2 separate regions of the Homo sapiens genome follow, and region 1 is linked to region 2. The links are chromatin loops, found by intact Hi-C in ENCODE. Cell type or tissue: ovary. All regions are shown on one strand. Each heading gives the region's core, and the rest is flanking DNA. Links, peaks and the distances in the headings are about the cores only.

What was found. Peaks named below come from ENCODE experiments on the same cell type or tissue, not always from the same donor. Only the 100,000 strongest peaks of a DNase experiment are listed, where the experiment ranks them.
Region 1: it touches region 2 in a loop (2.1-fold over the local background); 3 of 110 quality-filtered maps call a loop at or near these places.

The regions. Positions count from the first base shown.
Region 1 is chr16:79,518,479-79,521,389 of GRCh38, forward strand. It overlaps a transcript of MAF not described here. Among named protein-coding and RNA genes, the nearest start is that of MAF, 81 kb to the right of the region's middle. In ovary, for the core only: no CTCF peak of the experiment used is centred there; a DNase peak (open chromatin) is centred at 1,222.
Region 2 is chr16:79,588,367-79,591,250 of GRCh38, forward strand. It overlaps a transcript of MAF not described here. Among named protein-coding and RNA genes, the nearest start is that of MAF, 11 kb to the right of the region's middle. In ovary, for the core only: no CTCF peak of the experiment used is centred there; DNase peaks (open chromatin) are centred at 1,355 and 1,575; H3K4me3 peaks cover 1,124 bases; H3K27ac peaks cover 1,893 bases.

The sequences.
Region 1 (2,911 bases), core at 179-2,678, 70 kb before region 2:
GCTACGTGGAGGAGGAGTAGGGAAACACAGGCTCTGCAGTCAGCTGCTTTGGATGTGATCCTAGCACCAACTGTGACCAGCTATCTGACTTTGGGAAAGTTACTTGGCCCCTTGGTGCCTCAGTTTCCACATCTGTGAAATGCTGATAACACTTTACATAGTAAAGTTATCGTGAGGATAAAGTTAATATATGTAAAACATTGAAAACAGTGCCTGGCATATAATAAGTGCTTTATACCTCAGGTCGGAAGTTCAAGACCTCATGGAGAAACCCCATCTCTACTAAAAATACAAAAATTAGCCAGGCTTGGTGGCGCATGCCCATAATCCCAGCCACTCGGGAGGCTGAGGCAGGAGAATTGCTTGAACCCAGGAGGCGGAGGTTGCCATGAGCCAAGATCATGCCACTGCAGTCCAGTCTGGGTGACAAGAGTGAAACTCTGTCTCAAAAAATAAATAAATAAGTAAATAAGCTTTATAAATCTTAGCTAGCATTATTAACTCTATTACTTACACAAGAACTATAAGCTCCTAGGAATGGAAGAGCCATGCATCTATCACATGTCTTAGTGTAATAATAATATTACTAATGCCTTGCAATTATATTTCACTTTCCAAAGTTCCTCCTGCCTATTATCTTGGTTGATCCTCACAACATCACTGTGGCAGAGATCCTCTCCTTTGTACATGGAGAACCACAGAGGTTCACTGACTTGTCCAAGCCCCCAAACCTGGAGCTGTTACTCTGAGCTCGGGATACCCAGAAACAGCCATGTGACCACCTCAGAGATCTCTGAAGATAATGGAACCCCATGAGATGGGGTATAATGCATTCCAGCTGTGAAGAAAGGCATGCTATGCAATTGCAACTCCCAGAGGTTAGGTCAGCTCTGCCCATGATGGAGAGAACATCTACGGTCTGCCTCTTGCTTTGTCTAAATAGAATGCTACGGGGAGTCTCTAACCCAGAACACGTTTCCAGGGAGAGCTGCTGCCAGGAGCCCTTAGTTTCCACCTTCAAGCACGAAGCAGCATGTTCTGGCCTCCCTTACCACTCTCTGTCCCTCCCTTTCTGCTGCAGTACAAAACCCAGTTCCTTATCGCTTGTCATCGGTAACCATCCACTGGCCCTTGGAGACCAGAAGGGACTGTAGCCCGGGTGGCCTGGCAGGAGTCCAAGCCAGGCGACACTGCTCTCGTATACCCAAGTATCCTGCCTGTGGTTTTCACTGCTGTAATTGTACTGGTTTGCACTTCCTGTCCTAACTCATGGGCCGGTGTGACGCTGAGCGTCCTCTGAACCCTGTGTTCACAGCGCAGGTAGCCAGCTGTGGTCCTGTGATCTGTCACCATGTGGGGAAAAAAGGTAGAGTCCTGGACCCTGTTGACTGCTCGCCCATCCTGCCTTGGCCCTCCTGGCACGGCCATGTGTCCTCCATCCGGGACAGCGCATGTTTGTCAATGCAAGACCTTCTCCCTCTGGAAGGGAACTCTGTCTGTGCAGGTGGAGTTGGGCAGGAGGGGATGCTGGAACTGCATTGAGTAAATACCCCAAGCGTGTGCTGACACACGTTGGGTCAAAAGGTTCGCATAGGTATTGCAAAGACTAGGGCCTCTTCTGAGTTCTGAATATGAATGGCTCAACCATTCAGCAGGCGCCTGCTAACTCTGCTTCTGACATCCCCTCTTGCCAGCTGCTCATGTCTTCCAATGCCAGCTCTTCTTAGCAGCTGGGGCCATCTTATATAATTCAGATCAACTGGCACTCCTGGTTCGAGCCCTTCTATCCTTCCATGAAGTAAAATGGTGAAGTTCTCACCGTTGCCTAAGAGACCCTTCAGTGTCTGGCCCTGCTTCCCTACCACGTACATTTCCCATCTCCTCTGCAGCCATATGACCTCCTTCTCATCACCAGGAGCTGGCCCCATGGCACACAAAGGGCTCTCGTGGTCCTAACCTCATTCCCCACACCCTAGCCTCTCTTCTCTATCTCTCTGTGTGTGTGTGCGTGTGTGTGTGTGTGCTTGCATGCGTCCCCCAGGGTTCTGAAATCTGGATAAGTAGTACATAAATAAATATGGCTTCTCTTATTTACTGTCTAGTTGGTGCCCCTACCACAAAATGGTGGCCAACTTGAAAGCAAATGCTGTTCTGGCAGTGCTAGAGAGACAGAGAGAAAAAAAGCACTGGCTTTGGGGCAAATCAGATCTGGTTTCTGTCCCAACCCTGTGCTTGGGTGGTCTTGGGCCACATTAGTCTACCTGCTAGAGTGTATTTCTGCACCTGAAAGCAAGAGCAGGACACCCAGGGCACCCAACTGCTGGGAAGGTTGTTATTGCTCCTGATGAACATTGGCATTGGCAAGGGAAGGGTATTCACCATGTGCCTGGGACCCTGCTAAGTGCTTCATTTGCTTACCCTACTTCCGTCCTACAACACCCCTAGAAAGAAGGAGTTACCATCACCATATTTTAGATGAATAAACTGAGGCTCAGAGAGTTCAAGTAACTTACCCAAGATCATTCTGTTAGTAATGCTGGAGCCTGGCTATATTAGAATTTCTTTTCCTAACCACTGTATCATACATTCCTGGAGAATTCAATAAAATAATGAAGTAAAGCAAGAATGCATCGAAAGCGCTTAGACGTTGTTGAGGAGGGCAAGGAGCACAGGCAGTTAAAGTGAACATCTTATGCTCAAGTGACTGGGAATTCTAAACCCAAGCTCCACAGTACATACTTTCCCTATTTACTTTTCGTTAATAGAATCGCAACATATCATTGGATCTTAATGGCACCCCAAGGGGGTTAATTATATGATGGGGAATTGTCCTCAGTTTCAACCACTGTTGGTTTAATGGATGTTCCTTCAGAAAAAAGAAATATAGCACATTGATCTTTAAAAAGGAAAA
Region 2 (2,884 bases), core at 385-2,884:
GATGAAGTCTGCCTTTCGGATCATTTTTATTTCATAAAGTGGGAACTGTAGATTTTTCTCTTTTCTTTCTTTCTTTCTTTTTTTTTAAGATACAGTCTTGCTGTTTTGCCCAGGCTTGAGTGCAGTGGCGCAATCTGGGCTTACTGCAACCTCCGCCTCCCAGGTTTTAAGTGATTCTCCTGCCTCCCAGGTTCAAGCGATTCTCCTGTCTCTGCCTCCTGAGTAGCTGGGATTACAGGCACGTGCCCCCACGTCCTGCTAACTTATGTATTTTTAGTAGAGACCGGGTTTCACCAGGTTGGCCAGGCTGGTCTCAAACTCCTGACCTCAGGTGATCCGCTCACCTGGGCCTCCCACAGTGCTGGGATTACAAGCATGAGCCACCACACCGGGCCAGATTTATCTTTTAATAGCTTGCCCCCTCCCTAATGTGTTAAAGGGTCCCAGGAAAAAATAAATGAATAAATAAATAAATAAATTTTTTAAGCCAGATGAAAAAATATATTGGAGTGAATGCCTGAAGATGGAAAGACACAAACATCACCTTTTAACAGATAAAATCTTAGAAAGATTACCGAGGGTTTTTCCGCCTTCTATGAAAAACAAGATTTACATAAAAAATCTGACAGTGTAAAAAGCATCTCAGATACTGACATGTTTGTTTTAGTTTCAATGTATCTATCTGTGCATGAATAAATCCTTCCCTAAGAGAGAGGGAGAGAGTAAAAAGTAGATTTTTTTTAAGGTGTAACGATACTTGCCTAACTTAAGTATTCTCACAAACCGAGGGTCCCTCTAAGAAAAAGGCCCCTCATGGAAAAGATGCTTTCTGAAATTAGTGGTTTTAAAAGTCTGTCCTCTTGAGACAGTTCCTGGATGCCTGAGATGTGTCTAGAACTGTATGAAATCCAAGAATGCAGGCAGGACCCTCATCCTGGCGCTGTTGGAGCAATCCTCATAAAGTTTGCTTGACTGACTTTGTTTTATAATGTGCATCAAACTACACCACGGAAACCCCAAACCGTATCGAGATTTCCATAAAGATTTTTAAACATGCTATCTGGATTTCCCGCTTGCCTTTCTCTTTTTCCCTCTTACTCTGTCTCTAACCGAAGCAGGAAAAAAAAAGAAAAAAGAAAAAAAATCTGGAAAATGGGCCGGAAAACTAATAGAAGAAAAATCAAATGATCTGGAGCCGATGATCTTATTTACAGAGGGTTCCTGGGGCCGCGATCGGGTGGAGTGAGGGGGTCTCAAGGTGAAGGGCGGAGCCTTGCGGGACCGAGTCTTGCTCCCTCCCTCCAGGCGCCCGCCCACCCAGGAGAGCGGCGCACCGGGGAGTTTTGATATCCCCCGGAGCTCGCTCGCGCTAGGGCAGTCCTTTTGACTTTTTAAACCAAATTTGAACACAATCCGAGCTCCTGCAGGGGTGCGGGAGCTTGGGTGGGCGCGGGGCCCTGGGGCGCGCTGGGTGTGGCCGTCATTAGCGCCCCCGGGCGCCGGGCGGCGTCGTGGGCATCTCCGAGGGGCGCTGCGTTGCTGGCGTCTGAGCGCACCGGCTCCCTGGGCACTGCCGCGGGTCTGGGACTGCAGGCCCGGCCCAGGACTGAGGGACTCGGTAGCTTCAGGCAATCTTCGGGACCCGCCCCCTCTGTCTGGGCTCCAGTCCCTGCGCACCTACTGTACGCCCCTCGGGGGACCTCAGAGGGTGGGGAGCACACCCAGCCCCACGCAGCTGCAGCCACCAGGCTCGGGCAGTGATGTCCAGGGCTATTGGGCCCCGCAGAACCCATGCATAAAGGACTGGGATGCGGTGTTCCTGTCCCGGGCCAGGTTGGCGGAGGGGGGGATGATGGGGGGGCATGGAGGGAGGGTTGTTCTTAGAAAATGGGAGAGGGGACAAACTCAGCATCCTCTCTGCCTACATCTCCTTCATTCCAGGCTTCAAGACCATTGCACCAAAAGCTCTGGCCAGCTTTAAAGATTCCAGCTGAGCTTCCAGTGATGCTCCCCGGACCCTCTGCATAGCGCTGTCTGTGTCTACACTTAAAGTGGGGCGGAGGTGACTTATTGGGTCCCAGATCTCAGCTTCTGCCACTTGTTGGCCTGAGGACAGTGACTTTTGAGGCTCTTTCATGGCCCTGGATGACCAGGCATGGAAGGAAAAGGTGTCAGAAATTATGGAGAGGACACTGGGATTGGACAGGAGTCAGGTGGGAAGGGTGCAGACCCTGGTGCTAAGGACGTCACTGTTGTTTCTAGGACTCTGTGGAGAGCTCACAACCTGTCAGCGGCTTGTCAGTCACCCTGCAAACAGATCCTTCTTGGTGGGAGGTTTTGGGGGGACTCTGAGAATGACCTGGAGCTGACCCCTGGTGACTGGAGGTCATAAGCCAAGGTTGGCCTGTGTTAAAGTCTGGGCCATACTCTCCCAGCCTCTGCAGGCAGGTCCCTTCCTCTCCTCTGCTCTCTGGGCCTAGTTTGGGGTTGCCTATTGTCCTGGGATCCTCGGCCTGCTTTCCTTCTGCAGAATTCCTCCAACAAAAGTCAGAAACGCACTTCTACAGGCCTCAAGAAGTGGATGAGGTCATATAGAGAACCAGGGCAACTATAGGTTGCAAAAAGGGACTCTGAACTCCTGACCTAATTTTTCAGGCCAGTGTTCCCTTTACAACAATCCTTGTTGGGGATTCTGGAAGGAGAGTGATTTTCTCTCCTTCCTATCCAGTTCTATAAGGTTTCATCGCTTCTCCTGTTCCCTAACGGAAAGGACCAACCACAAGGAAAAAATAGTTCTTTGGAATCTCAGCTTGGAAACGGTCAAGGCTGGTAATCAGAATATTTAGAATAGAGAAATTCAGAATGCGAATCACTGGTCTGCAGC